Linked DNA regions of Mus musculus: regions 1 and 2 are each linked to region 3. A link is a loop called in an ENCODE intact Hi-C map of the cell type or tissue named here. Cell type or tissue: heart. All regions are shown on one strand. Each heading gives the region's core, and the rest is flanking DNA. Links, peaks and the distances in the headings are about the cores only. Region 1 overlaps Cntn5 (contactin 5). Region 2 overlaps Gm46102 (a long non-coding RNA gene). Region 3 has its middle 110 kb from the start of Gm22815.

Region 1 (10,965 bases), core at 3,076-5,575, 260 kb before region 3:
TTTAAGATGAGTAGGGTATGGTACACTGGTAATTATATAGGATGGCAAAAATCCAAGGAAATAATAAATGAACTGGTGAAGTGCTTTCTTTAAAAATATTTATTTTTTTTATAACTGGGTTTATTTTATAATTGAAATTATAGTATAATTACATTTCTCCTTTCCTTTTCCTTTCTGCAAACTCTCCCGTATATCCTTCAATACTCTTCTTTAAATGTATTATCTTTTTTACACTAATTGTTGTTGCATGTACTGTATATGATTATCTGTATACATATCTCCCTAAATATAACCTGCTGAGATTGTTTAATGTTATGTGTACGTGTGTTTCCCGAGCATACTCTTTGGCATGAAAAGTTCTTTTTGATTGATGATAGAGATATGTGGTGTTAGATCAATATTGACAGACAGTATTTCCAAGTGATAGACTGACGAATATATACATGATACATGTATTATAGATACAAAATGAGACATTTGATTGATGATAGTCAGGCTGGAAGATAGATAGATAGATAGATAGATAGATAGATAGATAGATAGATAGATAGATAGACAGATAGAGGTTATATGGCAAAATGATACATAAAAGTTAGATGATGGGGACAGGTAGGTTACATAGATAGATAGGTAGATAGATGGTAGGTTGATGATAAGCTTTAACCCAGAAGAAAAACACTAGGCTCATGGTTCTCGGTTTACAGGAAAAGAGTGAGAACAGTCTTTTCTATACTTAAACAGCATCTCAGGTTATGAAGAAAACACTTTCGAAATCAGGACCCAAATAGACAAATAAAATATTCATTAGAAACAGTAAGATACAAAGTTAATACTACTAAATATTTTTAAATATTTTCATTATTTCCTGTGTATAGGAGTTTTGCCTGCATGTATGTCTGTGTGTCACATGTATGCCTGGTGCACAGAAAAGCTAAAAGTGAGCATTGGATTCCCTAGAACTAGAATTTAAAATGGTTACAAACTGCCATGTAGCTTCCGGAAACTGCGTCCTCTGGAATACATCCAGTGCTCTTAACCACTGGCCCAGTACTGCTAGATATATAAACTGATGCTTCACAGTAAAAACCTAAGAAGTCATCTCAGAATGCAGAGTAAAGGTGCAAGAAAGGTGTGGTTTAAAACACACACACACACACACACACACACACACACACACACACACACACACACACACAGAGAGGAGATGCCAGATGTGAAGGACAAAAGAATTTGGGTTAGTGAGCTCAGAGTTGCAGAGAGGCTAAAATGTTTGCAAAAGAAATACCTGAAAACGTGAACAAGAACTCAAATCTCAAACACTAAACCACAACAACAACAACAACAAAATCCTTATTTCTGCTTGACACTAACAAAGCTGAATGTCACTTATTTTTTAAGTAAATATTTTAACATGATAAAATACAAAAGACCAAAATAATAAAATTTAAAACTATCAAAAGACGCTAAGAAAACTGTTCAATATGCACCTTACACACACCAAATGCAAGATTTAAATATAAACCTCTGGCTTCAAAGCCACACACAGTCTGCCTTGGGCTCGTAGCAATATGGAAAATGTTTTATGTTTATGCATTTCCGTTGAAAACAAAAAATTGTTCAAATTCTTTGAAATGTAATGGGTCATTTTTTATATTAGAAGGCTTTATTTTGTCCTAAGTTTTAAGCTCATAATCCCACTTCTGGGATCTAGTCTAGGGAATTAGGATGATATGGTATAAAAAAAAATCTGCTGTGAGCTAGCCACAGCAATACTTTAATCAAAAGTCAAAGTTAGTGGCATTGAGGAGTTGCTCAGTGGTTGGAGCACCTGCCACATAAGAATAGGATTGTAATTCTGATCCCCAGAACACAGCCTATACCAGGTGGGTGTGAGACCCACCTGTAATTCCAGTTCTGAAAGGTAGAAAAAGAGATTTGTCAGATGACCGATATTGGGTTTGAGGGAAAGAGCCTGCCTCAACTTCTAGATTTCTCTCTGGGGAATCTAAAGCATGAGGTGTTGGCTCAGGTGGACAGAATTTTTTTTTTCATGAGTTTAGCAGCACATGCATTTGTTATTTTACTTGAGATGTTTGATTTTATAATGATTACTCCAAATATTAAACGTACATCCAATTTTTAGAAATCCAAAATTTGTATTTTTATAAATCTGCAATTTGCTTAATTTAATCATTTTACTATATCAAAACATACTTAATTATATTTAAAATAATGTAACTCATTAAGAGACATTGAGGCAGAAGTCAGGAAATCAAATGCATTACAGGAAAAGAAAAATGAGCGTTCATCCAACTAGCAACTTTCCAGCCAACTTCATAGCTTGAAAATAACTTGGAATTTTTCTTCCGTCCAAATATTCTCAGAGTCCAAGAAAGACAAGTTAGTCTTCGGAATAAGGAAGAGTGGGGCCAGCAGTGTATGAAATATAGAATGGGGACTTCCTATTTTAGAAAACTACTTTTCTGAAGTTCACTCACTTGACTGTATTCTCTTCCAATTCTGTGGGAAGATTGGCTAAAAAGATGATATCATTTTACTATCCCTCTTTTATATATAAATTAGAATTCTCTACATATATGCCAACCAGGGCTCAATTGTGGAGAACTGGTAACTCTCCTTTAAGCAAGGTGTATTGTATGAAAACAGTTAGCAAAAGTGAGGCAGCATAGACAGTGTGATTGTGCAAGAATGGCTTTCAAGAATAAACTCTAGAAACACAAAACACGAAGCTGATGATTTTAAAAGCAAGCCATCAAGGCCAGAAGCTAACTAGGAGGCCATAACTAGAGGTTACTACTGTGTGATGCCAAGGAAACCATCCCCATCTCAAGGTCCCGGTGACGACTGCCAGACCCAGAATCTCAGTCTGCTCTGATTTGAATTAGCAACATACAAGCAATATGCCTACTTCTTGAGCCCCACGAAGCCAGGGACTGAGCAACAAGACATGTGTTAAGGCTGCTGGGAAGGAGAAAGAAGAAAAAAGTGCCTTCATGCCTCTGCTGGCAAAGAAACGTCAATGCTTTACCCTTCTGCTCACTTCTGGCTTCATACCACATGCTCCAGCTTCAAGTGACCAAACTCAAAGTGTGGCAGCACCCAGACTGAAAGAGAGCCTTAGAAATAAAAGGGTTGGTTTTCTATCAGCAAAGAAAAGCACTACACTGAAGAATAGCGTGACAACTTATGTGTTCTGTCTCTGTCTACTTTGCATCTGCACGGACCCAGTCAACAGTTAGTGACCAAAAGCCTCAGTGTAACAAGGAAGGTATGACTATGCAGGATGACTATTCAGTGTCATGTCTACAAACAAAACTACAGGCATTCCCTGCTGAAGTATGAATATCAAGTTTCCTTCACAGTCTTTCTGTGTGACTACTCTGTTCCCAGCACTGTTAGGAGAATTGTGTGACCTTTAGGAGGTGGTACCTCACTGGAGGAAGCAGGTCTCTGAGGGCGGGGGCTTGAAGTTTTATAGATAGCTCTGCTTTCTTCCTACTTTCTAACTAACTGAGGCAATGTGACTCGATGCTGCCCCCAGCAGCTAGCATGCCTTCTCTGTCATTCTGAGCCATATCCTGTTGAAATTCTAAATTTTGAAGCCTAAGTAAACTCTCCTCTACTTAAGGTGCTTCTTAACAGGTATTTTAATCACACCAGGAAGAAAAACAAGTGATGCAATGATCTCCAAAGAGGAAAATCAAAAGAACCCTCATCAGTCAAACTGGGCACGAAAGTTGCTTGCATCTATTAGCAAACACTCACACTGCTGTATTAGAGATGAGGAAGCAACAGTAGCTCATATTATTAAGCATGTTCAAAACAATACAAGGTGTTGTCTATGTCTAAGTGATGGTCTACGGTGACAGCTCCATAGTAAAAGTGCTGCCTGTAGCAGCAAGAAGAGCAGATCTTGGATTCCCATAAGCAATGTAAATGCCAGGTATGTGTGGTGACCCAACAGTAATTCCAGCAGACAGCAGACTCCCAGATCTCATGCTTCCTAGCAAGACAAGCTAGTTGATGAGTTCAATATTTGAGAGAAATACCTTGCCTCAAAGAGTAACATAAACAGGAATCAAGGACGATTCCTGAAACTAACCTTGAGCCTCCACATGTATGCAAATATGCCTTCACACAGGCGCACATACCATACACATACATGTGAAAAGAAGAAAAGGAACAGGAAAGACTGCAGTGGCATTCTATAAATGTCTTCTTTCTTTTCTTGTGCTTCTTCCCTGAGCCAGCATCTAGACTGGCGCAGGTCCCCAAGATGCCACAGTAATGCTCGGGTTCCTTACTAAGATCACAGTCTTTAGTGGCTTCCTATACCACGGCCACTCGAGAGATGCTGGAGAAAATCTCCAGATTCCAAGTAAATCCTCATTGCCCACATTTCAGACCAGCAAGTTTCGCTAAAATAGAATCTAGAAAATGCCATCTGGTCTTCTCAACTGCCCAGAAACCAGTGCATCAGAAGGAAGACAGGATGGATGCAGGCGAGGCATTGCCAGAACCATAATTAAGATATGTCTGGAGCCTAATCTTTCAGGATGCTGCCTGCTGCAGCTGTAATACCTTCCCTGCCATTTTTGAATCATATCCTGCTGAACTTTAGTAGCTAAAGTTCTGTTAGCCACTAACAGAGGATAAGGTGTGAGGAGAGCATCACAGGAGAACATAGCTATTGTAACAAAGAAGTAGAGTTGAACAGAGTCTCATCGGCGAGGAAAACTGAGCCCTAAACAGCTGCAGTGTGACCCCTTTGATACCTAGCACAATTTCAATCCATTTAACCCACTCCAAGGCATCATGGGTGTTCTAATTACACTTTGTTTAATTAGTGTAAGATGCTGTAATTTACCTTCATTTGGTATTTCAAAGTAATGATTTTCCAGATAATTTCTCCATTATTTCCTGGTAAATTGTTCTTCCATCCTGGATTGATTCTTCTTTAACACCAGAACATGTTTTGGTATCTGTAGCACTCCCAAAATACAGTACACTCGGAAGGGAAATCAAGGCAGTTTGGGCCGTTACAGCTTAGGGCTGTAAATTGAGGGGTTCAGAGGCAATTTCTTTCAGGGATTTGATCTCTAGCAATGTGGGTGGGTGGAGGGGATGGTGAGCAGGAGGGAAATAGGGTAAGTATGTCAGGCAGTCACAATCCCGGGGAAATTTTAAAATTAATTTGTCTTGTTATAATGTGTTGACAGATTAGTTACTGGAAAGATACCGAGCCAGAAGACTCCGTAGAAACAGTCCGAACCAGAGGGAATGAGTCATTCGTCATGTTGACGGGATTGGAAGGCAACACACTCTATCACCTCACAGTCAGGGCTTACAATGGAGCCGGCTATGGGCCACCCAGCAGGGAAGCAAGCACCACCACAAAGAGGCACCGTAAGTGACCTGGGATTGTGTTTGTTTGAAAGCCACATGATCAGAAGCCATGCAAGGTGCATAATAAGCAGAGAAGGGAGCCTTGTTTCAGAGCTCAGATCTGAATTCCAAAACCAGCTCAAAATTTTTTCGCATTCCCAGTCTGTAAAGGTTATCATCCTGTGAAACAAGGCTAAGCGATTTTGACACAGAAGGGAGATAAAAGGATTCAAGTTCAAAAGCTCAGTGGAGTAGCTATTAAAAATGACACTCCTGGAGCAAAACCCTCCTCCTCTGATTCCAGCTGGAGGGAAGCCTATGGAGCCAGCCAACTACCAGGCACGTGGAAGGCAGGAATCCTCAGGACTGATAGGAAGAAAGGCTTTTCGGCTAATGGTTCACTTTGGTGTGTTTATCTTGCAGCCCCTAGGGAGCCACCTGGCAACCTCCGGTGGGAGCAGCAGGGCTCCCAAGTTTCCCTAGGCTGGGAGCCAGTCAGACCCCTAGCCAATGAGTCTGAAGTCATGGGTTACAAGGTTAGTGTCTCTTCATTCTTGGAACAACACATATCTCAGAATTGTGGCTGTGATTGGGGATGGGGGGTGGGGTGGGGGGACGTGAATGAGACATCAAAAATTGACTGCTAAGCCTTTGCTTTTCTTCTTAGTTGTGTTAGCTGGAATAGATGTGTGTTTGTTACAGGTTGAGCCTTTTTCCTTTTACCCTCAGTGTCTGTTTTCTCACCTATTCCTTTCTCATTGGCTCTTTTTGTTCCCCTTCACCAGTAGCTCTCAACCTTCCTAAGGCTGACCCTTTAATACAATTCCTCATGCTGTGGTGACACCTGTCCAACCATAAAACTATTTTTCGTTTCTACTTCATAACTTTAATTTTGCTACTCTTATAAATCACAAAGTAAATATTTTGTATGCAGAATATCTGATATGTGACCTCTGTGAAAAGGTCATTTTACCCTCAAAGGGGTCATGATACACTGATGGAGAACTACTGCCTTAAACAATTCTACTTCTAATTTATTTTCATATATACATTTATGGTTTTTTATTTGGTTTTATATTTTTATAGAAGAATCTATGACCCAGGAATGGGAAGCATATATGGCATTTGTCTTTGTGCAGTCGGCTTAACTTGCTTAACACAATTTGTTCCAGTGGCATCCATTTTCCTGCAAATGACATAGAGAGAAGGAAATTTCATTGCATGTATTTCTCTTATCCAGTCCTCTGATGTTGAACATCTAAATTGTTTCCATAATTTATCTATCATGGATAGCATCACTGATATGCAATTATCTCTGAGATGTCTCAACTTAGAGACATACTTTTGGCAAATTGGGGCCAGACAACTGGATCATATGAAAGACCTTTTGATTGTATTGTGTCTGTCTAAGAATGAATGCTTGCCTGTGGTGTGGGAGGCAACAGTCAAACTCAGTTCCAAAACCACAAAGGCATCTGAAAGAAAAGAGTAGAATAAAACAACAGGATCCTGAATTCAGTCTGAATGCACACAGCCCTGTAGCAACTGGAGGACCCTGGAATGTAAACTTTGTTGGCAGATGACAAAACCTGGACCCCTAAAACTGAACAGGATGATTTTCTGTTAAAAACAAAAATAAAACAGAAGAGTAAAGTACTAGGGCAAGCACATTAAATAGGAAGGATTCCATAGAGACACATTGGGCTACAAAAAGACACATTTCATGGGTATCTTGCCTTGGATTTATAGGCAGTCAGGTGTGAAAATCTCTACACTACCTGACAAACAACTTTGTTTAAAAATATATATGACCTATGGGTTGATGGGTCCTAATTTCTTACTTCTGTTTCATATCATCAGAGTTTAAAATTGAATTCTGTGCAGAATTACCAGTTGAATATTATTTATGATAGGTTTGAAATTTCTTTCATGTCAATATTTAGGCTAACAACCATTATGATTTTGGTTTTCAACCAAAAATACTGGTATATTTTGTGCATAAAGTAGTAGAAGTCTTAAACTTACAACAGACACAGTTACAAATAGAATATATATCCATATATATTCATGAATGAGTATGTGTAAACCCATTTTCTACTAATACATAAAGCAACTTACAGTGTTTCTTAACTGAAATTAATATTGATCACAGATAAACTCACACTGAAACAGATACACATACTCAGCTCTGACTCTAATCCTCAGACATATACAATTTCATCTTTTCAGGAGGTGGTTGGATCATTTTCTGGATCCTTCCATAAGCTCTCCTATTTTCACATCTTTCACTAAGAGACCTCATCCTTTGAACTCACCCTTCAAACCATGTATACTCTTAATAATAAGGGGAAAGTATTTTAAGACTACTGGCAGACCATTAAAGAACAAATCTAACAGCATAAGAAATAGACAAACAACCTTGCAAATTAGAAAAGCAATGTAGAATGCTTGAAAACACATGATGCAAACACAAAATTCATGTGACTACCTAGAAGGTTGGTATCTTAAGCGCTCCTCCAGAGAGCCTGAGTTCTAAATGGCTAAAGAAACTATGTTGAACTGGGTGTACAACTCCCCAAGTATTCTAGTTCCATCTCATTTCTGTGGCTGTTATACAATACCAAACAGAAGCAACTTAAAGAAGAAAGTGAGTCTGGAGCTCCTAATTCTACTGTAAAGGAGAGGTCAAAGCAGGAACCTGAACCATCATATCCACACTTAAAACCAGAGAAAATATGTTTGTGGATCCTTCCTGTTTGCTGTCTTTCTTTAAGGTACATTGTTTCGATATATATATATGTGTGTATGTGTGTGTGTGTGTGTGTATGTATATGTGTATATACATATATATATATATATACATACATACATACATACATACATACATACATATATATTTCAGTAACAGAAATTCTTGCCTAAAGAATAGTATAGCCCAGAATTGATTGGATCTTTCAACATCAATTAACAACCAAGAAAAACCCCCATCAATATGTCCACAGGCAAGCTTGAACTTGATTCTGGGTTGTGTCAAATTAGCAATTAAATCAACCAGCATGCCCAATGACACTCAGATCTCTTTGCTACCATTTTAGCCCAGTGTGTTTGTATTTGTTCAACCCCTATACTTTGGATGCCATGAGGAATCTCCCAGCAATGTGGAGCCTTGTGAAGACAAGAACACTCATCCTCAACACCCTTAGAAGAGCTGGATAAGTTCACTAATTTCAACTCAGCCAGGAACATCTCACACAATTATCTTGTTTATGGCTAGTATCCAATATTTGTCTTTTTCAGCATGACTTCGATATGTGTTGGGATGTGACAGATAATGATTATTGGCTCCTAAGTCAAGTCAGACAGACTACAGTTCAAATCTTACTTGCATAATTTTGAATAATACTCTTCAACTTCCGGGTTTCATTTTCTTCAGTTAAAACTGGTAAAAATGGCATTAGCATTATTTATGCTACAGGATTATCTTAAGGATTAGATAATTTATACAAAATAATTTGGTGTTTAAGAAGCCTATATTGAAATATAGTTGCTATTTTTTTATTTGAGGAGACTACACTACTCAGGGGGAAAATGTTAAGGATAATAATAATAATAATAACTTACAACTCCTATTTTCTATTTGTGAGGACCACACTGTCACTTTAGAATATCTTCTTGCTGGGGAAGAGCCTCCAACATAGCTATTTTAGTTGTATACATGCACAAAAGTAGGAATATGTTGTGAAATGTCATTTTTATTTTCATTTTCTTCAATGAATTACACACCTTTAAATTCCTGAGGGAAAAGAGCTGGATAAAGGAAGCTGCCAATAACATGTGGAGTCAGACCTCCCACTCACTCTTTTGCAATTAAGCCTTATTAAAACTTCTGCTAGCTCAGGAAAACTGTGGACACAAAAGGACTGTTGATAAAAAGGCTTCCCATTATTCAGTGGGCATAGTGAAGTATTCTCCTGACACAGGCACCATAAAACAAATATAACAGGAAACAATAACTAAGAACATGAACAACGAGATGTAACCTAGAGAGCACACACTTAGAACGTGACTCTGAGGAATAATTCAGTCTGGGCAAGGGTCTCCATACTATGGTTAGACATCTGCAGGGAAGTACATGCAAACATAAGTGGTACTCAGATGGAATGGGGAGCAATACCTCCTGTGTTATTCTAGCTCTATTCCAGAAAATCTATAGCCAGGCCAAGAGTGATACCAGGGTCTTGACATACCACCTGCCCGTAAATATGAAAGATCTACAAAGTAGAACACACTAGACCTTTTCCTTTCTAAGGGATCATATAATGCCACGCTAAACTATTAAACCAGAGTTTCCTTCTGGTATTCTTGGAAAATTCTAGTTAGAGGTATCTTGGTATTTAAGGAAATTGAGAGTGGGACTTTTGATGTTACAAATATCCTCCTTTCTCCCCGGAAAATTATACTCAGAGTAGACTCAGGCTGTCTGAATGAATTCAGGGCAAGAGCCCCATGCTATGAACCAGAAGACAAACATTTATCACTTTCTGACTGTGCCTAGAAAGTCTTTTTTTTTTTTTTTTTTTTTGAGATTAAAGTCCCCTTTACTATATATTTCTGTCTCTACTTTCCAAACTGATTCATAGCTAGGAAGTGTAAGTACTAATCAGTTGCAAAATTTACAAATTACAAATGGCCCATCAATGTACATTGAGATTTTCTCTTGCTTTCACAATTTAGTTGTAAGCTAAGACCTTCTGTTACCTGAGAGCTTTGTGCCCTGAGAGTTCTTTCACATCTGATGAAATTGGAACACCCACACCCATACTTCTCTATTTCTTCACAGACTTCATGGGTCAAAGGATATGACACCTTGGACCTTGATAGTCAGGTAGCCCATCTGCATATGTGAACCTGTAGTCCCAGTGAATTACTATGTCTCAAAAAAGATGGTACATGGACAGCTCTTGGAAACTAACACACCAAGTTGACCTCTTGCTTCTGCATTCCTATGCACACAAACCTGAACATTTCACCCTGCTCACCCAAAAGTTTGATTTTTCTAGGGTTTATTTTGTTGCATGCAAGCTAGTTCAAAATTAAAACATGTTTTCTATATGAACTTGAGTGTTTGTGTGTGTGTTTGCATATGTGTGTGATTTATCTTGCTTCAAGAACATGACATTTAAACAATGTTCCATAGCAGTCAACAATGGTGGTGATAGAGGTGAGTTTCTCTTACTATCTTGTGTGATCAGGTCCCATGCTTGATTTTTGTCATATGCTTTTGCCCTTTTTGCTCTTCTGAGAAAATTATGAAATAGTAGGTATTATTTCTACAAACAAAGGGTGGATTTGGGTTGGGATAGGTCAGTAATTTACCCAGTCAGGTAGATTGGGGTATTGCTTTAGTTTGGTTTCAGAGAAGATTGTTTTGAATCCATATTTGCATAATGACAAAACCACTGCTATTCCCATTAGTCAAGGCAATCACAACACCAATAATTATGAAAATGCATACAAACAATGGGAATGAATAAAAATGCATTAGTGTATCTTAAGTGC
Region 2 (10,965 bases), core at 4,110-6,609, 170 kb before region 3:
GATTTAAATAGGAAGGAAAAAAATGTTAGTACAAGATGGAAAGGCCTCTTGTGCTCATGATTCACAAAAATTAATACTGTGGAAATGGATATATTACTGACAATGATATACAAACTCCTGGCAATCTCAATTAAAATTTCAATGACTTTTTCCATAAAACAAGAAAAGGCATTCCTACAATTCATATAGAAAAAAGAAAGACACAGAGTACCCAAAATAATCCTAGGCAAAAGGTAATGCTGGAAACATGGTACCTGACCCTATACTGATCACAGAGGCATAGAGATAATAGCACAGTACTGACACAGAACCTACTCATGTACCAATGCAGTAGAAGACAGAAGTTTATAACAATGCAGTCCCAGACATCTTGTTTGAGACACTGTCAGGAATATAACTGGAGACCAGGTGGCCTCTTCAAAATGTCCTGTATAAATTGTATTTCCACATGAGTGAAAACAGATCAATATCACACTGCATAAAAATCAGTTTAAAATGGATAAATGACTTAAGGCTAATATCTGAACTTCAGAAACTTCTATAGAAAAACAGGCAAAATGCTTCAAGAATCTGTTTGTCACTGCTTGTATCTAAAATCTAAGCACTCGGGAAGCTGAACAGAGGGAAATACCATATGCCCAGCCTAGGCTACTCAGTGAGTTTCAGGCTAGCCTGGGGTACAGAGTATGAGACCCTGTCTGAAAAAAGAATGGAGGGAAGGAAAATAGGAAGGGAGAAAGGGAGGGAGGGAGGGAGGGAGGGAGGAAGGAAGGAAGAAAGGAAGGAATTAATTAAAACAAGAAACTGGTCAAAGGTCATAAAATGTTGAGCTATTGAGGTGGTTTAGAAGTTATGAGCATTTGCTGCTCTTTCAGAATATCTAGATTCAATTTCCACCACAAAGATGATGCCTGGCAACCATCTTCTGACCTTCATAAACAAGTTGAAAAAACAAATAATGGTACTATTATTTTCTAAATAGAGCAAAAGAATAAGATTAGTGTTAAAATATAAGAAATTTATTGAATTATTGTTCCAAGCAGCTCTTGCTGTACCCACACGTCATGGCCCAAGAGCAACCCTTAAGGAGTTTGAGTTACAGCATAGGCTGGGCTTTGCTGTTTACCCTACTCTATCATAGGGAAGATGACAAAACAGGGCTTAGCCTCACCTTGGTCTTTCCACTCTTTACCTCTGGGTTGTTCCCCACCGTGTCTGCTGCTGAACAACAAGGGTTTCATTTGGAAAGCTCTGATTTCAAAAGCAGGTCCTCAGAAAAAGAGAAAGTTGAAGATGGCCATCTCTTCAGGGTATATAAAATATAGTTAATCTCACACACTCCATGGTCAACACAGTCCACCTTTATTTAAGAAGGGGAAAACCCATACAGATGAGGATGCTTGCAGCCAAACATTGGACTGAACACAGTGATCCCAATGGAGGAGTTAGGGGAAGGCTGAAGGAGCTAAAGGGGTTCACAGCCCCACAGGAAGAACAATAATATCAACCAACCAGACATTCCCCTCTGCCCTCTGCCTAGAGCTACCAGGGATCAAAGAATACACATGGAGGGACCATGGCTCCAGCTTCATATGTAGCAGAGGATTGCCTTATCTGGCATCAATGGGAGGGGAAGCCCTTGGTCCTGTGAAAGCTTGATGACTCAGTGTAGGGGAATGCTAAGGCACTTAGGAGGGAGTGGGTGGTTGGTTGGTGGAGCACCCTGATAGAAGCAGATGGGAAGGGGGAATGGGATATGGGGTTTGTAGAAGGGAAACAGGGAAGGGAGATAACATTTGAAATGTAAATAAATGAAATAACCAGTAAAAAACTATTTAAAAATTAAAGAAAGAAAAACATAAAAGAAGGCTCTGTGCATGCCAAAAAAAAAAAAGAAAGAAAAAAAAAGAAAGAAAAGAAAAAGAAAAGAAATAAAACAAAACAAGCAAACAAAAAAACAAAAGAAAAAAGAGCCTCTTGAAGCCTTATTGGCCATCACTGGCATCTGCAGATCTTGGACTTTGTCCTGTAGTTAGGTAGAGCTAGCAAAAGAGTTTCATCTATTAAAAGACATTCTGAACAACACACTATATCAAACAAAGAAGCTTAAAACAAGGAGTAAGGGACAAAAAAAATTAAAAGAGAATTCTGCTCACTTAGAATCACTGAATTTTTACTTCTATGTAAGTGGTTTATTCCAGGAAGGTTGGGAGCCTGTGTTTCATTGTTCTAGCTCTAAGGATAGTAATTTGGGGCTGATAACCGTCAGAGTAAGCTCTCATACATGTTGTGTTCCCTCTCCCCAGTTAACTTCATGGTCTTTCAAAAAAACTTTTGAAGTGTCAAAAGTGCCTAAATATATTTATTAATTGGCAAGTTAAAAACATGTAAATACAGATCTCCTCCTCATTTGACATATAGTTACTGAGTTTATCTAAACCAAGCATTGTCTAAGTTTACTGATGGACAAAACAGAGACACTCCCCCACAGCATGCTAATATTTTAAATCTACAAAACTGGGAATAAAGGAGAATGATCTCCAGAAATGTTCAGCACAGGGGATTTGTTACTCTCTCCCCTGGCCCTCATCTGAGTGAAAAACACCTCTCTTCTCTATGAGCCACAAATGACCTTGGAATTTGAAATTACTTTCCCTGTATAAATAGACAATCATTTCACTCAGCACTGCAGGGTCTATAAGTCAACTGAGATAATCAAGAGGCAGTGAATATCCATCTAAGGAGAGGACTTTGCCCTTGCCAATGACTGTTCATTGAAAATCCCAGCTGCACCCATTGTCATAGCAAGATCTAAATTGTTATGCACTGACAGCATGATTTCTTTTCCATTTACAGCTTGTCCAAGGCTTTATATTTTTGTTGTTATGCAATCTGTATAAATATCCAGAAAAGAAAGAGAATTTTTTTCTTAGCTTTTGAATATACACATCCCAAATCACACTTCCATGTCCCAGTTGCTTTTGAAGACACAGGCAAAGAAAATAATTCAAAGGTCATGACAACAGTGAAGATCCTTGACAACTCAAAATGAAGATGTCAATAAACACCTACTAAAGTCACTTCATCTTCCTACCTACATTCTTAGGTTTGGTTTGGTTTGGATTGGTTTGGTTGGTTTGGTTTGGTTGGTTTGGTTTGGTTTAGTTGTTTAAGGCAGAGTCTCACAGCAGGTCCATCCTGTCTTCTGTGTTTTCAGACATATTTTGAGAAATTCCAGGAGCAAGTGTCACTTTGAGAAAGCAGTTCTCATGAAGTCAATCAGGGCACATTTTGTCACAAAGTAGCCTGTGTTGAAAGTGGGTCTAAATAAATAAAATGCATGTGTACATACTGACAGCATTATCTATTTCTCCATATCCTATGAAGATATAGATATGCCTGGGTAGATACTGACAACATTATCCATTTCTCCATATCCTATCATCAAAATTGTATTTTTCAATACTTCTTACATTGCAGACTTCTTCTAGGAACTTAGAATACACAGCCAAGAAGAAAAGTTGCCTGACCCATTAAATATTCACCATGTTTGAAAAGGTATATATAAAAAGAAAGTTTTATATAAAACTTTGTGCTTTACCAACAAATTAAAGTTTAATGTGAAGAGTGAAGAGAACTGATGTGCTCATGTATCAAGGATGGAAATATCAATTGACTGCGGTAGCTCTAGAGTGTATTTTTGTAATACTTATCAAAAAATCTCTCAATATGTGCTGATTCTAGCAATTCTTTTTCTTGGAACTCATCCTAAGAAATATAGAACTATGACTCTGCACAGAATATCATCTATATAGTGTATTTTGCAATATTAAAAAATTGGTTACTACTTTAAAGCCAAAAGTTGAGCATCAGAGCAAATTTCTTTAAAGTTTATGAAGAACTAAATCACATGGCCTCTTTTCTCCAATGGTTAAAGAAAGAAAATGCAGAAAATTTAATGCTATTTTTATTTAAAAAGAAAAATGGTTTTATGTATGCTTTGCAAGAAACTGGCAAAAATAACCCTTTATTGTTCCATTCCACAGGAGGCCAGAAATCAACAGGATTTAATCACAGTTGGCAGCCTTCCCTTTGGCACAGAAGAGAACATTCATTGACAGCCAATGTGGTGGTTCTCGGGATTCAGCCAAGTTGCAGGTCTGCAGAGAAGGAGCCAAATGCTGCTTGGCATCATAAGAGGGCAATCTGTTGTCATAAAGGACAAAGCACAAATCTAAGCTCAAAAAAGTTGCCCTTTCCCCATCACCAGACTGGCTGTATTTTCTCAGAGGAAAATGAATATCTGTCTTTGGAGGAGGGATGTACTTTGCAGGGATTCAATCAGAAGAACCTGCTCTCAAGGGGGAGCAGGACCAGGTGATAATGAGACTGGCATTCATTCATCCTGCTAGGAAGAAAGCCAGTCGCCTTCCCTTGCCAGCTTCTCTCTACTGCAGAAGTCAGCAAGCTGTGGCTCAGCTGGTCAAGACCAGCCCACCTACTCTATTATTTGTGTGACCCACAGGTAAAAAAAATGGTTTTTATATTTTAAATGTTACAAAAAGTGTTTTCTTGTAGAATAATATTGTGGGGTTTAGAAAGATGGCTCAGTAGATAAACTGTAAACATTAGAACTTGAGTTCAGATAGACAGATCCACAGAAAAGCTAGGCAGGTATGGCAGTTGCTTCTAAGCTTAACACTCAGGAAGCACAGCAGGACAAGCTGGCTAGCTAGAATGATTGGAACTGGAGAGCTCCTAGCACAGTGAGAGACCCTGCCTGGATACACAAGGTAGAAAATAATTGAGGAAGACATCAACCTTGGGTCTCTTCCACAGGCATATGAACAGACATGCTTCCTGTTGGACAGAAAAAGGAAAAAGAAGAGATGATGTAATTATACTGTAATATCAACAAATAGATAATTGAAAAAAAGAAAGTTTCTCCCATCATAGTATTTCAAAGGAAAAGACCCCTCCCTCACAAAAGGAGATGAGGAGGAGGACCCGGCATCAGTACCAGTGTTGAATTCATGGATGAGCCAAGATTGTCAGGACTCCCTCCCATTCCATTCCTGGATCTTATTCCTCCACGAATAAGGGCAACCTGCTGAGTCTGGATCATGATACTTGTGTGTATATTTCAGGGCTTACCATTTGATATATAACTGATTGTTCTTCCCTAGAGAAGACTATGGGGAGAAACTTTTTTCTTTTCCAAGGAGCAATTTATCTCAGGTCTTCCACGATCCTCATTTATCTAAAAATTTTCTATATCTAGAACTCACGGCCTCTGAGTCACTGAGAAATTATCCCTCATTCTCATGTGCTAGCCAAGGTCAGTGTCTAATTAGGGTTTTACTGTATGAGCAGACACTATGAGCAAGGCAACTCTTATAATGGACAACATTTAATTGGGACTGATTTAGAGGTTTGGTCCAGTATCATCAAGGCAGGAACATGGCAGCATCCAGACCTGCATGGTGCAGGAGGAGCTGAGAGTTCTACATCTTCATATGAAGACCACTAGGAGAAGACTGGCTTCCAGGCAACTTGGATGAGGGTTTTAAAGCCCACCTCCATAGTGACACACCTACTCCAACAAGGCCACCTTTCCAAATAATGCCACTCCCTGGGCCAAGCATATTCAAACCATAGCAATCAGCATGCCTCACCTGCCCTTCCATGCTCTCCAATACTACTAGATAAGCCAAAAGAGGCACAAGATTTTCTCTTCTGAAATGTTTCCCTCAATCTGGAATCTGTGTTTTGGGTTTCAGTTACTGTGACAAAGCATCATGTTCAAAAAGGCAAGTTGGGGAGAAAGAGGTTTATTTTACCTTGCAATCTTATGTTACAGCCCAATCACTGAGGGAAATCAGGACAGGAGCTCAAGACAGTAACCTGGAAACAAGAACTAGAGCAAACGTCATGGAGGAATATTGTTTATTGTCTTGATCCTTATGGCTTGTGCTCTTATAGCAAGGGTTACTGTGTCCATGTGGGCTGGGCCTTCATATAACAGCCATTAATAAAAAATGCCCCCATAGACTTTTCCACAAGACAACCTACTTGGGCATCTTCTTAGTTAAGGATTCCTCTTCCCAAATGTCTATAGATTGTGTCAAGTTGATTCTACCCAAGGAGAGTTCCTTCTACCTTCTAGAAAACTCATCTTTCAGAAACAAGTCCTGGTCTAGATCCAGGATCTTGCCCCCTGTTTTTTCCTCTGACCAAAATGAACTCTTTCCTGAGTCAGAGAATTAAGTCTGTCTTACTGTATGGTAGAGAAGGAATTAGAGCAGCCTAACTGAGTTTTCTGTGAAATCTTAGACCATGAAGACAGTGTGGATGACTTCAGAGCTCTAAGTCTCAAATCAAATTGCAGGGTCCTTGTTACAGATTGAATATTTTGCCTCCCTCTGCCCCAACCTCATATATTGAACTGAAAGTACCAGTGTGATGGCATTAGAAGCCTAAGGGTCTCTGTAAGAGAGTGATTAGGTTAGAATGTGATCATGAAAATAGAAGTCTCAGGATGAGATTAGAGAAGAGGAAAAGATGTCTAGTGATTGATGGATAGATAATAAATAACAAATACATACATATTATATATATACATATATATATATGGTATATAGATTTGCATTACATCTGTATATTATATGTGTATATATACATATATATACATAGACATATATTCTCTACATTATATCCACATGGAATTTAGATACACACACATACACAAACACATTCAGACACAAACACAAACCAAGCAAAGGCCACATAAATACAAGTAAGACAAGAGCCTTCAGAATCCAGAGAGACAGAGCTGTCACCAGGACCCAGTCATCCTGGCACCTTGCTATCAGAGTTTGCATCTTCAAATATGTGATCAAGTAAATTTTATTATTTGAGATACCTACTCTACTTTTTTTTTTAGCAATTAAAGCAGAATAAGACAAAAGTTGACACTAATATGTGGGTTATGACAAAAACCTATGAGTGGAAATTGTAAGAAACTAACCTCTATGTGAGTGGCTAAATTTTGAGGTGCATGTGTGAAAAGGATGTTTGTCATGAGGGATATTTTAGGAGATTCATGGAGAGCTGAAGAAAATGTTCTGCCATCTTAGACAATGCAAACATCATCACAACCACAACATTTTTAAAAACAGAGACAATAAAGCCAGGTCCACGAGAAAAATAACTACCTAAAAGCATGTATGTACCTGAGCCAAAAGAAGCCAATAATATCTTATGTCATAGATGTATATATACTGTATATAATGACAACCTCACAAATATTTCTTTGAGGATCTGGGGAGGTGTTTTTTTGACTTAAGTGTTGCTTCACATGTATGAGGATTTGGGCTCTACTCTCAACACCCATATTAAAATAATAAAAATCCAGGCACTTATAAGTCCAGCCCTGGAAAGCAGAGACATGGAGACAGCTAACAACATAGCCTGGATGAACAACTGATATCCACATTCATGGAGAGAACGTTTGTCACAAAACAGTGATTGAGAAAAAAATCTCACATCTACTCTAGCACCTGCCACAAGCCCCTCACACAAATGACTTTGAGTTGCAAAATAAATGGTTCATGAATAAAACCAAAAAAAAAATCTACAGTTTTTCCAATGAATTATTTATTGTTTTTAGTCCTTTAATCATAGCTGTTGAGTTAATTTTCTTGAGGTTATCAGAAATCCAGTGTGTGAACTTTCTTTCTCTGTCCTCCTTAGGGCAGACTAACCTTGCTTCTGTCTAACTATAGAGAATAGTAACGAATAACTATTATTAATGGGCTTTTGAAATTCTCATTTGAAGCCACAATGTAGGGGAATATTATTTATGAGTCTTCTTGTTATCACTGATGACCTCCATCAGAACTTGAACTCAATAAAAGATTGGTCTCTTGTAGATAACAGAGTTCTATAGGAGAAGTCAAATGATTTAAAATAACCCAAGCAAACTAGTTTCAGACAAAATGGTCATTTCACATTGGCCTGCTCCTATGAGTTCTGCAGGTTTATGGGCACTGAAGCTGTAATACAGTTTCTCTGTGTTTCCTCACCTTTCTGTTTGTACAACATCTTCTAATTATGTACTGGTACATATTTTTCTTCATTCATTATCATCTTTAAATTTAATTGAAAAGTAATATCCTCAAAATTTGTAAATGGTCTTTTGCCAGTATTTATGAACAGTAAAGCAATTTCTTGGCTCTCATTAATGACTAAACTGATATCTTTTTGAAACTGAACAATGGATATATAAAATTATTGGTTACCATCTAGGTCTCCTTGAAAGCTTCTTTGAGGTCAAGCCATCACTTCTAGAGAAGGAATGAAAAATGGACAACCTAGAATTCCCTAATAGGCCTGTAACATATAGGGCATGCATTTTACTAGGCTATAACAAGCAAAACTACAAAAAAAAAAAGGAGATACTTAGCAATTGTCACAGTTAAATCTTACACGATGAGAATGATCCAGAATGTGAATCAAAGGTTGACTGTATTCACTTCATGCCTGTTGTAAAGCAGTTTTAAGCATCGTCAACAAATATTTTGAATACAAAATGGCACCAAGTTGTTGTAGAGCACTTACCTAGCACATTATCAAAGCAGTCAATAGAATCTGAAGACCTGTCTCTACAACAGAGGAGCTGTGAAACTTGTACACATTACCTCAGTCAGCTCCATCATTTGACTCATTTGCATTATAGGACAGAAATTATAGTAATACCTTCTTTATAGTTATTTATAAGTACTAAACAAGGGAACAAACACAAAACACATATAACAGATAGTACATTGCAAGCCCCTTTCCATGTATCATCTTTGTAATCAGTTTAAAGAATGAAGGATATTAAGTTACCACCAAATGAAATTATGTTCAAATTTTTATTTTATGAAAGCCACTTCAATTTCCTTAGCAATTTAATGGATTAATAGGTTATGTTAATAAGATCAGGAAGCTCAGTCTTTTGCTCTAAAAAACAAACAAACAAACAAACAAAACCATGGTCAGTTTGTTCTCTCTCTCTCTCTCTCTCTCTTCTTTTTTTAAAATTTATTTATTTGTTATATGAAATTACACTATAGCTGTTTTTCACACACACCAGAAACGGGCATCTGGTCTCATGACAGATGATTGTAAGCCACCGTGTGTTTGCTGGGATTTGAACTCAGGAAGTCTGAAAGAGTAGTCAGTGCTTTTAACCACTGAGCCAACTCTCCAGCAGTCTTTTGCTTTTTGGTTTTGGTTTCACTGTTTGTTTGAGTGATTGGTTTTGAGAAAGCATCTCATTAGAAAGCCTGTCTGTTTTAGAACTCATTTTCCTCTTGCCTCTGTCTTCCAAGTGCCAGGGTAAAAAGCATCTGCCACAAAACCAAACTCCTTCACTTTTCTAGTCAATGTACCTTTCCTGAGCATCAACTATGATTCAATAGATGTTTTAGGTCTCAAAAAAAAAAAAACCAAAACAAAAGTAAACAGAAAAGAAGCCCTCATCATCATGGAGATGAAAACTAACAGTCAAAATAAGAAGTAAATTATGTACTGTAGCAAGGAACCTGGTTTGAAGTTTAAGATAAAATGACCCAGGAAAGGATCAACAAAAAGCTAATGTTTACTCAGGTGTAGTGGCAAAACTATCCCCAGCACTAAATTACAGACTGGCCATTGACTACATAGCAAGACCTAAAATGGGGAGGAAAGAAAATGTTAACAATTAAACAAACACTCAAAGAAGGAATGAAAAAAGGCCATGAGCATGTATAGAGGAAGACCTTTCCAGATCAGTGGCCTAGACAGAAAAGCCACACTGGTTTCAAGAACAGACAAGTATTGGCAGTGAGGAGATACAGCTACAAGAGAAAAGGGGACTATGCCATAAAGTTGGTTCCATGTCATATTGCAACTTTTTTTTTGGATGAGAGAAGATGCCATCAGGTATGTGTATTTTCAGACTTGCACTTTAAAGGAATTTTCTTCATGGTTGCTTCATAAATAATGAACTCTAGGGATGTGAACAGTGGAATCAAAACAATGAGACTTTTGCAGTATTTTAAGGAAAAGTCTGTGGCAGTATATGATGGAGTCAAAGTATTACCTAGTTGCCTGTGTTGTGATAAAGAGAGATTAAGCATGATATTCCAAGGAAATAGAAGAGTTAAGATATCAAAGGAGATGAAGAAGGTCAGGAGTAGACAAGGTATGGGATAAGGGAGGAAAACTACCCACTCAATTTGGGCCATTTCAGATGTCTAGTAAGCATCCAAGTGGAGATATCAAGGGTATTATTTAATACTTGATTCTGGTAGACTAAGGGGGGAGGTTATACCTTCAGTTATTAGTTTTGTAGCTATCAGATGTAGCATCTAAAAACCAAAGACTTAATGTGTATAAAAAGGATCAAAGGTTGAAACTAGGAACGTCCCAATGGAGAATGCAAAGGAAGCTGAAAAGCATTAGCTAGTGCGTGAAATCAATTCAAGTCTGATTCTTAACATGTATGTGGAGGTTGGGTTGCAGCTGAGATGGCACCCTGGAGGAGGAAGCCTGAAATAAATAAGACTTAGAAAGGACTATACAAATCTGTTATAAAGATTCTGGCACAGAAGTTTCCCACCAACATTTCTTCACCTTTCTCAATATTTTATGGAAGCTCCTAGCTTCAGCATGTCCTCCCTGGGAACTTTCCAACAAGGCCCTGCAACATAGGCAAGTAAGATAGCTAAACAGGTAGAATGGGCTTCAGCCTTTATTCTCCCTCCTCTCCTCCAAATCCAGTCCCACAGTCTTCTGCCCATATCTGTAGCCAATTACCTGTTGTGGACTTCCTTACTATCAACCTCCATTACCTGGAGGCTAAGTAGATGCTGGTAGAACACCCTGATTCCCTCACTCATGTGAACACCTTTGCTCCTTCCCCTATCCTATCTTATTCCT
Region 3 (10,965 bases), core at 4,030-6,529:
AAAAAAAAAAATAAGGAGGAAAGGAATATGTTTAGTGGATGTGCTGTCAGATGTGGGGAAGGGGGTGCCTCTGCAGGCTCATGTTGAGGCATCCCTTCCCCCCTGAGAAGCCAACCACATGACAATATAGTATACAATAGAGTATATTCAGGGCATGGGGAGAGGAGTTGAGAGGGTAATAGAGATTCATGGCATGGGGAAGGGAGTTGAGAGAGTAGTAGAGACACACAAAGGCAGAGAGAGAGAGAGAGAGAGAGAGAGAGAGAGAGAGAGAGAGAGAGAGAGAGAGAGAGAGAGAGAAGAGGGGTAGATTCAGGCCATGAGCAAGTGGAAGAGAGGGGGGAGGGGAATGGGGAGAGAGAGGGAGCAGGAGTAGGGGAACAGTGCAAGAGCAAGAAGACAAGAAAGGGCAGGGGCAAGCAGTCCCTTGTATAGTGAGCCAGGCATACCTGGCTGTTGCCAGGTAACTGTGAGGCACAGCCTAGACGAAATGCTATCATTTTCCCATTTTGGTTTAATTTTAAAAAAAAAAGAATTAGAAAGAGGTGATGGTGGAGCAGGAATATGGTCATCATGATCTTTAGCTACTTCCTGCTGAATTTGGGGCCACACGTCTCTAGGAAACCTAGGAAAATGGATCTGGAAACAGGCCAGGGGCATGAAAGTGTTGAGCATCCCCAGCTCTGGGCTGTGAACTATGGGGCAAGTAGCTCTGATCTCCTGGGAAAGAGCTGAGAATGTTTCGTTTCTGACCTGGGCCCGTTCACCCCTCCTTAGGCAAGCAGGGCATACTCAGAAAGGGGAGTGGAAGATGGGTGCATGCACAGACAGAAGTGCACAGGCCACATGGAGCCACAATAGGCTCACAATAGGCTGGGACGTGTTTAGAGTGTCCCTGATTTAACTAAGTTGGTTATTGATCTTCCCTTTGTTAGTAATCTTCACTCCTTCCAGGTGGCTGCATTTAAGAGAAGGATATGAAAAGTATACTCGGATTCTGTGTAGAGATTTAAGAATTACACCTTTGCTATTTTAAAGATGTACTTGTGTAAGAGCACAAAGAGAGGGCCAATGGCTGCCTCATATAGGGTATGAGCAAGAAGGAAGAAAGAAGGGATCCAAGAACATATGAAACCAGTCATAAAATGTTTTTCCTTAAGAGGTTAGAGATAAGAGGTTTAAGTCACCTAAGAATTTGGAGAGAGATTGGCTACTGGGCCTAGGTGTCAAATTATTAAGGTGTTGTAATCAGATACTGAGAGAGGGGTAATGTTTGGCTATAGAGGGGTTTGGTGTATCCCATACTCAGGATAAAGGTATGTTGGATTGTGTAGTTTGGAGGAGAAGGGGAATGGCCAGCCAGCCTGTCTTCAAGCAGATGGGGAGAGTGAAGGAAATAGAGGCTCCTACTTTGGCTGGGAGGTCCCTTCCCAGAAAGCAGATGGAACATGTTGGTACTACTAGAAAGGAGTGGTTAGAGGGAATACCTCTAAAGATACAACTGAGTAGCGAAATTTGGTGAGGTTGATAAGGCTTTCTGCCTACCCTGACAATAGAGGAATGAGAAGGAGAAGTGGGTCCCCAAAATTCTATCAGGGCCAAGTAATTGACCCAGGTGTCCAAAAGGAAGGAGAGTTTCCCTGATACCTGATATTATGAATAATACCCAGGATTCCCTGTCAGAGATGATAGTGGTCAAGCTGAAAGAGACTGGTTCTCCTCAGTCATTTATGGCCCGATATAGGAGGTTGATTGAATGGTGATCTGGATCAGATATCCCATGTTGTGAAGGACATGGGTAGAGTCAAAAGCCCAAAATGCTTTTAACAGAATCCTGGTCATGGTCAGGGTGGTTTGTGAGGGTTCGATCAGGCCCAAATCCAGGCCCAGTGACCCCTCTTGACTGCATTTGAAACAGGGACCCAGAGGTCTTTGGCCTTTGCAAAGTAAAGGATCCTGGGAAGTTGCTATGTCTTCCTTGAAGTCCTTAGCCAGCATTTGGTATTTTATTGTGGAGTTCATTCATCTCTTTCATACCTTGAAAGCCTGTGCTAAGACGTCTGCCTATAGAGGCAGGGCTTCCCTCTCTAGGTGTTTAAGTTGGACATGAATGTGTGGAAAACTCTGGGAGAAGTAGGTCATGAGAAGTTGTTTTCTATCTGAGGTCTTGGAATCCAAATTGGTATATTGTACAAGGGCTTTTGTATGATAGTCTCAGAACTGAGACAGTTTTCTGTGCTTGTACTGGATGACCTCTTGAATTTATTTCATAAGATAGTACTTTAAGGATGGCCTTATAGAGACCAGCCTGGAACAAGTTATAAATTGATCTCTATGTCCATGTAAGTGTTGTCATTCTATCCATAACCCCTGCTGGAAGTGTCTCAGGCAGGTGGGCAGCATTAGTTTGGTGTGTATTCTCTGCATGCTCCCTAGCCTGATTCTAGCTTCTCCTGTGTTTCTCATGCAGAAGGCTATAATGTGAATGCCATAGAAGGTGAAGTTGTAAGATTAGGTGCTATATTGTGACTCTTTCATGAAGGTGGTGAATTAAGGGTATAAGACTTCAGTCTCTTCTATTTGAGAGTTTACTTATAAGAAAGGAACATGTACCCTGACCAAGCCGTCTATACTAGTAACCTCCTACAAAGGGAGATCCAGGGCCAGAATAGACAGGATAGAGGGAAGTAAAGGGTGTCATATGGTTGGAGCAGGAGCCAGTAGTGAGAGGGTACCAGTAGCTGAAAGTGAGACCCAGAGAGGGATGATAGGATGGTCTATTACTGGAAGGGAAGGGGAGACCCGAGGCACTTTAGAAAGAGCCATAGGTTGAGGCCAATAAGGGAAGGCTTGTTAGAGGGATCAAAAGAAATGGAGGAATTACATGGTTTGGGCTTCAGAGCTAGGAGGAGTTGGATGGGGGAGCAGGGGAACAGAGAAAGGGGCTGGAGTGGAGATAAGAAAATTCGTGCATGAAGGGAATCTCTTTCTGTTTCTTCATTGTTCATAGTAATGGGAAAGGTTCCAAGTAATATTGGGCTCCAAACTACCATTAAGTATCCACTTGAACTGGCAATCTAAGGGATATTGAGATCAGATTATATTGCAAATAAGTTTTGAGCTCTTTAGGTCAGGTGCCAGATGGAAGGGGGTGGTTTTGTAAAAGGCATCTGAAAAAGTAATGAAAGGGTATGGATGATGCCATCCGAGGATGAGACAGATTCCCATTGAGGGCATCCAAGACTCAGAGAGGACCAAGAGATGACTATAAAACATCCCCTTAACCACTTGAACAGTGGAACATATTACTCAGAGTAAGCTGAATCTATCTATGGTCCTGTGCCATGGTCACTCGTATTGAGGTCAAAATAAATTACTGTTTTGAAATGAGGCATCTTGTGTTGACAAATGTGAATTTTAAGCAAGAAAACTTCAGAAATGAAGACTTGAAGGAATTAGTAAATGTGCATATACTATGGAGAGTTGTGAAGAAGCTTTGTTGGGGCAAAGAGATATGAGGGAGCACTAATAAACCAGAGAATATTTGAAAATCCTGTTTACTGAATGTGTCCTGGATATCCCTTCAGAACATTCTATCCCTGTAGGCACAAGACAGCAATCTCTTTCTCTCTCTCTCATTCTCTCTCTCTCTCTCTCTGTCTCTCTCTCTCTTTTTATTGTATGTTTTCTTTATTTACATTTCAAATGTTTCCCCTTTCCTGTTCTCCCCATTCCATCCTCCCTTCCCCACCCTCCTCCTCACTCCCTCTAACTCTCCCTCCCTCTATGAGGGTGGTCCCCCACCTACCCACCTACCCCTGCCTTCCTGCCCTGGCATTCCCCTACACTGGGGCATCAAACACCCTCAGGACCAAGGGCCTCTCCTCCTACTGAGGTCCAACAAGCCCATCCTCTGCCACATCGGCAGCCGGAGCCATGGTTCCCTCCATGAGTACTCTTTGGACAAATCTCAGCAATAAAGCACTCGCCCAGTATGACAGAGGCCTTGAATTCAATTCCAAGGGTTGCCAATACCAAACAAGGACTGCATTCTCATATGGTCTTCAGTGTGGGAGGCATGAAAATGGTCAGATTTCTAGGTTTTATGTCTTGCTTCAGGAGACAGGATCGGGGAGAAGGTGGGGAAGCCCTTTCTACCTCTGCTTTTGTCTCATGTAGTGTCAGCTTTTGGGTAACATACCCTAAAGCTTATAATTAAAAAGCAATTAATTATTATCATTGTCCAATTATTTGTTTTCTATATTTTCCTTAAATAAATCAGTATTATTTGTGTTCATTTAAAAGACTAAAAATTAAAGTCATACCTTTGAAAGTAAACTTATTATTAATTCTGTTTATCTAATTATCAGATCTTTCATTATTTATTAGATTAGTGGCCCCTAGCCACTTATAAATATCCTTACTAAATGTTTGCCTTCTCTCTCAGGATTTTTGAATATGTGCTGGCTAGATTTATATCAATATAACACAAACTACATTCATTTTGAAAGAGAGAACCTCAAATGAGAAAATGTTCCCACAAGTTTGGCCTGTGTGTATTTTCATAATTTATAATTGAGGATGGCATCACGCTTAGCTGGTGGTCCTTTGTGCCATAAGAAAGCAGGCTGAGCAAGCTATAATAAGCAAGCCAGTTAGCAGCAATCCTCCATGGCCTCTGCCTCTGCTCCTGCAGTGGCTTTCCCCAGTGAAGGTCTTACAGGCTGTAAATGAAACAAACCCTTTCTCCCTCAGATTCTTTGGTCTGGTATTTTAACCTAGCAATAGGAATCCTAATCAATGGAGCTGATTTTTCTTGGAGAAAGCAGTTACAGGAAGAGTGGTTTATTTTATCTCAGGACTAAAAAAGGTTTAGTTCCCTCATGGTAGAGATGACCTGGCAGAATCCCTGGTGCTATGACCACAAGATGCCAACTCCTCACATCTTGGCAGACAGAAGCAGGAAGAGTGGTCACGGGCACTAATCCAGGCCTCTTTTATCTTGGTACTTATGGCACGTGTTGGTGTTCCTCCCCCTGTCCAAATAGATATCACTCCTCACTTGAAAGTGTCTGCAAACACCCTCACAGACATGCACAGTATGTGCTCTTCTGGTGACTCCAATTCCAGTCACTGCCAGGAAAGATTATCTATCACAGCTATTAAATCAGGAACCATGCATGGCTCCTCAGTGGGTCTATGGAAGTTAGTAGTGGTAGTAAGATCATTAGCATTTGCTATGTACTCATTTAGATTCTAAGTTCTAGATGAATCCATAAAATCTATATTCTAGAATATCTTGTTTGTAAATATATCATTACTTAGCATGTGCAAATTGATGCCCAGTGCCACAGGAAAAAATAGATGATAGATGTATAAAAAGAGAAATGATGATGATAATAAACATGAATGATAGATCAGAGATAGATTAAATAATAGATATGAAGAGATGTTAGATGACAAACAGGTAGAGATAATATATAGATACATAGAACAAATACACAAGTAACCACTGTGTGCGTGCATTTATCAACCGTTCAATTAAAATTTACATAGAAAAACTTAATCTCTCTCTCTCTCTTTCTCTCCCTCTCTCTCTTTTACTTTCAATTCAACTGTAGCCTAGCCTAGGTTGGCCTGAAACTCTCAATTCTCCTACCCAGGTTACTGAGGGCTGAGAGATAACATACTGTATTGCAACAAAATTTTCGTTAGAAGTAGAAGGCAAATGCAATCATTTAAAAAATAACATAATAAATATATTAAAAATTAGCTTAGTAATTTATTACCTGCTATATACATAGATGTTTTGTTACTCCTTCACAGACAATTAGCACAGTTTTACTATAGAGTTTTGTTTTGTTTTTCTGTTTAAACTTTTGTTTGTTTGTTTTTTAATTAGATAGTGTCTTCATTTACATTTCAAATGCTATTCCTTTCCTACTTTCCGCTCCAAAAGTCCCCTATCCTACCCCTCTGCCCTGCTCCCCAACCCACCCACTCCTACTTCCTGGCCCTGGCATTCCCCTATACTGCAGTATATAATCTTCATAAGACCAAGGGTTCTCCTCCCATTGATGGCTTACTAGGCCATCCTCTGCTAGATACGCAAATAGAGACGCAAATTCTCGGGGGTACTGGTTAGTTTATATTGTTGTTCCTCCTATAGGTTTGCAGACCCATTTAGCTCCTTTGGGTACTTTCTCTAGTTCCTTCATTGAGGGCCCAGTGTTCCATTCAAAAGATGACTGTGAGCATCTACTTCAGTATTTGCCAGGCACTGACATAGTCTCACAAGAGATAGATATTTCAGGGTCCTGTCACCAAAATCTTGCTGGCATTTGCAATAGTTTCTGGGTTTGGTGATTGTTTATGGGATGGATGCCAAAGTACAACAGTCACTGGATGTTCCTTCCTTCCCTTTCAGCTCTGAACTTTATCTCTATAACCCTTCCATGGGTATGTTGTTCCCCATTCTAAGAAGGAACGAAGTCTCCACACTTTGGTCTTCCTTCTTCTTGAGTTGCATATGTTTTGAAAATTATATCTTGGGTAGTCTAACTTTCAGGGCTAATATGCACTTATCAGTGACTACATATCCTGTGTATTCTTTTCTGTTTAGGTCACTTCACTCATAATTATATATCCTCCACATTCATTGATTTGCATAAGAATTTCATGAATTCATTGTTTTTAATAGCTGAGTAGTACTCCATTGTGTAAATGTACCACATTTTATGTACCCATTCCTCTGTTGAGGGGCATCTGGGTTCTTTCCAGCTTCTGGCTATAATAAATAAGGCTGCTATGAACATAGTGTAACATATGTTCTTATTACAAGTTGAAATTTCTTCTGTGTATACGTCCAGGAGAGGTATTGCTGGATCTTCCAGTAGTACTGTGTCCAATTTTCTGAGGAACCACCAGACTGATTTTCAGAGTGGTTGTAACACGTTGCCATCCCACCAGCAATGGACAAGTGTTCCTCTTTCACCACATCCTTCCCAGCATCTGCTTTCACCTGAATTTTTAATTTTACCCATTCTGACTGCTGTGAGGTAGAATTTCAGGGTTGTTTTGATTTACAATTCCCCGATGATTAAGGATGTTGAACATTTTTCAGATACTTCACAGAAATTTGGTAATCCTCAGTTGAGAATTCTTTGTCTAGCTCTGTACCCCATTTTTAAAATAGGGTTATTTGATTTTCTGGAGTCCAGCTTCTTAAGTTCTTTGTATATATAGGAAATTAGTCCCCTATCAGATTTAGGATTGGTGAAGATCCTTTCCCAATCTGTTGGTGGCCTTTTTGTCTTATTGACAGTGCCTTTTGCCTTACAACAGCTTTGCAATTTTATGAGGTCCCATTTGTCGACTCTCGATCTTACAGCACAAGCCATTGCTGTTCTGTTCAGGAATTTTTCCCCTGTGCCCATATCTTCCAGGCTTTTCCCCATTTTGTCCTCTATAAGTTTCAGTGTCTCTGGTTTTATGTGGAGGTCTTTGATCCACTTAGACTTGAGCTTTGTACAAGGACATAAGAATGGATCAATTCGCATTCTTCTACATGACAACTGCCAATTGAGGCAGCACCATTTGTTGAAAATGCTGTCTTTTTTCAACTGGATGGCTTTAGCACCTTTGTCAAAGATCAAGTGACCATAGGTGTGTGGGTTCATTTCTGGGTCTTCAATTCTGTTCCATTGATCTACCTGTCTGTCACTGTAACAGTACCATGCAGTTTTTATCACAATTGCTCTGTAGTACAGCTTGAGGTCAGGCATGGTGATTCCCCAGAGGTGCTTTTATTGTTGAGAATAGTTTTAGCTATCATAAGTTTTTTTTTTTTGGTTTTTTTTTTTTTTTTTTTTTTTTTTTGTTATCTAAGATAAATTTGCAAATTGCCCTTTCTAACTCGGTGAAGAATTGAGTTGGAATTTTGATGGGGATTACATTGAATTTGTAGGTTGCTTTCCGGAAGATAGCCTTTTGACTATATTTTTTTCCAATTTTTTATTAGGTGTTTAGTTCATTTATATTTAAAATTCTAAAATGAAAGTGCACTATACCCTCCCCCACCCTGATCCCTTACCCACCCACTCCCACTTCTTGGCCCTGGTGTTTCCCCTGTACTGGGGCATATAAAGTTTGCAAGACCAAGGGGCCTCTTTTCCCAATGATGGCCAACTAGGCCATCTTCTGCTACATATGCAGCTAGAGACATGAGATCTGGGGGTACTGGTTAGTTCATATTGTTGTTCCACCTATAGGGTTGCAGACCCCTTTAGCTCCTTGGGTATTTTCTCTAGTTCCTCCATTGGGGGCCCTGGGTTCCATCCAATAGCTGACTATGAGCATCCACATCTCTGTTTGCCAGGCACTGGCATAACATCACAAGAGACAACTATATCAGGGTCCTTTCAGCAAAATCTTGCTGGCATGTGCAATAGTGTCTGCATTTGGTGGCTGATTATGGGATGGACCCCCAGGTGGGGCAGTCTCTGGATGGTTCATCCTTTCATCTCATAAGCTCCAAACATTGTCTCTGTAACTCCTTCCATGGGAACAAATGCCTTTTGGCTATATTAATCCTGCCAATCCATGAACATGGGAGATCTTTCCATCTTCTGAGATCTTCAATTACTTTCGTCAGAGACTTGAAGTTCTTATCATACAGATCTCTCACTTCCTTATTTAGACTTGCAACCATGGTAAAGGGTTGTTATTTCCCGAATTTCTTTCTCAGACTGTTTACCCTTTGTGTAGAAGAAGGCCACGGATTTCTTTGAGTTAATTTTATAACCAGCTAATTGCTGAAGTTGTTTCTCAGGTTTAGGAGTTCTCTGGTGTAATTTTTAGGGTCACTTATATATACTAGCATATCGTCTGCAAATAGTGATATTTTGACTTATTCCTTTCTAATTTGTATCCCTTTGATCTACTTTTGTTGTCTAATTTCTCTAGCTAGGACTTGAAGTACTGTATTGAATAGGTGGGGAGAAAGTGGGCAGCTTTGTCTAGTCCCTGATTTTAGTGGGATTGATTCAAGTTCCTCTCCGTTTAGTTTGATGTTAGCTACTGGTTTGTGGTATATTGATTTTATGATGTTTAGGTTTGGGCCTTGAATTCCTGATCTTTCCAAACTTTTATCAGGAATGGTTGTTGGATTTTGACAAATGCTTTCTCAACATCTAATGAGATGATCATGTGGTTTTTGTCTTTGAGTTGGTTTTTATAGGGGATACATTGATGGATTTCCATATATTAAACCATCCTTGCATCCTAGGGATGAAGCCTATTTGATCATGATGGATGATTGTTTTGATGTGTTCTTGCATTCAGTTTGCAAGAATTGTATTGAGTACTTTTGCATGGATATTCTTAAGGGAAATTGGTCTGAAGTTCTTTCCTTGCTGGGTCTTTGTGTGGTTTTACGTATCAGAGTAATTGTGGGTTCATAAAATGAACTGGGTAGAGTACCTTCTGTTTCTATTTTGTGGAATTGTTTGAGAAGAATTAGAATTAGGTCTTCTTTGAAGATCTGATAGAACTCTGCACTAAACCCATCTAGTCCTGGGCTTCTTTTGTTTGGGAGACTATTAATGACTGCTTCTATTTCTTTAGAGAATATGGGACTGTTTAGATGGTTAATCTGATCCTGATTTAACTTTGGTACCTGTCTAGAAAATTGTCCATTTTAACCAGGTTTTCCAGTTTTGTTGAATACAGCCTTTTGTAGTAGGATCTGAAGATATTTTGGATTTCCTCAGGTTTTCTTGTTATGTGTCCCTTTTCATTTCTGATTTTCTTAAATTAGGATACTGTCCCTGTAACCTCTAGTTAGTCTGGCTAAGGGTTCATCTTCTTATTGATTTTCTAAAAGACCCAGCTCCTGGTTTGGTTGATTTTTTTGTATAATTCTTTTTGTTTCCTCTTGGTTGATTTCAGCCCTGCGTTTGATTATTTCCTGCCTTCTATTCCTCTTATGTGAATTTGCTTCTTTTTGTTCTAGAGATTTTAGGTGTGCTGTCAAGCTGCTAGTTTATTCTCTCTCTAGTTTCATTTTGGCAGCACTCAGAGCTATGAGTTTTCCTCTTAGGGCTGCTTTCATTGTGTCCTATAAGGTTGGATATGCTGTGGTTTCATTTTCATTAAACTCTAAAAAGTCTTTAATTTTTTTCTTTATTTCTTCCTTGACCAAGTTCTCATAGAGTAGAGTGTTGTTCAGCTTCCATGTGAATGTTGGCTTTCTATTGTTTATGCTTATATTGAAGATCAGCCTTAGGCCATGGTGATCTGATAGGATGCATCGGATAATTTCAATATTTTTTAATCTGTTGAGGCCTGTTTTGTGGCCAATTACATGGTCAATTTTGGAGGAGGTACCATGAGGTGCTGAGAAGGGATATCCTTTTGTTTTAGGATAAAATGTTCTGTTGATATCTGTTAAATCCATTTGGTTCATAACTTCTTTTAGTTTCACTTTGTCTCTGTTTAGTTTCTCTTTTCAGGATCTGTGTTGAAGTCTCACACTATTATTGTGTGTGGTGAAATGTGTGCTTTGAGCTTTACTAAAGTTTCCTTAATGAATGTGGATGCCCTTGCATTTCATGCCCATACACATTCAGAATTGAAAGTTCATCTTGGAAGATTTTTTTCTTTGATGAATATAAAGTGCTCCTCCTTGTCTTTTTCGATAACTTTAGGTTGGAAGTCAATTTTATTCGATATTAGAATGGCTACTCCAGCTTGTTTTTTTGAACCATTTGCTTGGAAAATTGTTTTCCAGCCTTTTACTCTGAGTAGTGTCTGTCTTTGTTCCTGAGGTTGGTTTCCTGTATGCAACAAAATGTTGGGTCTTGTTTATGTAGCCAGTCAGTTAGTCTATGTATTTTTACTGGGGAATTGAGTCCATTGATATTAAGAGATATTAAGGAAAAGTAATTATTGCTTCCTGTTATTTTT

What was found. Hi-C counts contacts between places; a loop is a spot of excess contacts. Peaks named below come from ENCODE experiments on the same cell type or tissue, not always from the same donor. Only the 100,000 strongest peaks of a DNase experiment are listed, where the experiment ranks them.
Region 1: a loop joins it to region 3, with 2.4 times the contacts of the local background. A loop is called at or near these places in 2 of 42 quality-filtered maps.
Region 2: it touches region 3 in a loop (4-fold over the local background); 5 of 42 quality-filtered maps call a loop at or near these places.

Annotation. Positions count from the first base shown.
Region 1 is chr9:9,668,259-9,679,223 of GRCm38, reverse strand. Cntn5 (contactin 5) reads left to right here. Exons shown (of 25, transcript NM_001170787.1): 22 at 5,241-5,427; 23 at 5,830-5,942. Among named protein-coding and RNA genes, the nearest start is that of Gm46102, 54 kb to the right of the region's middle. In heart, for the core only: no CTCF peak of the experiment used is centred there; no DNase peak of the experiment used is centred there; H3K27me3 peaks cover 319 bases.
Region 2 is chr9:9,576,611-9,587,575 of GRCm38, reverse strand. Gm46102 (a long non-coding RNA gene) reads left to right here. Exons shown (of 3, transcript XR_001779091.1): 3 at 4,047-8,239. Among named protein-coding and RNA genes, the nearest start is that of Gm46102, 38 kb to the left of the region's middle. In heart, for the core only: no CTCF peak of the experiment used is centred there; no DNase peak of the experiment used is centred there.
Region 3 is chr9:9,406,708-9,417,672 of GRCm38, reverse strand. No RefSeq gene overlaps it. Among named protein-coding and RNA genes, the nearest start is that of Gm22815, 110 kb to the right of the region's middle. In heart, for the core only: no CTCF peak of the experiment used is centred there; a DNase peak (open chromatin) is centred at 5,002.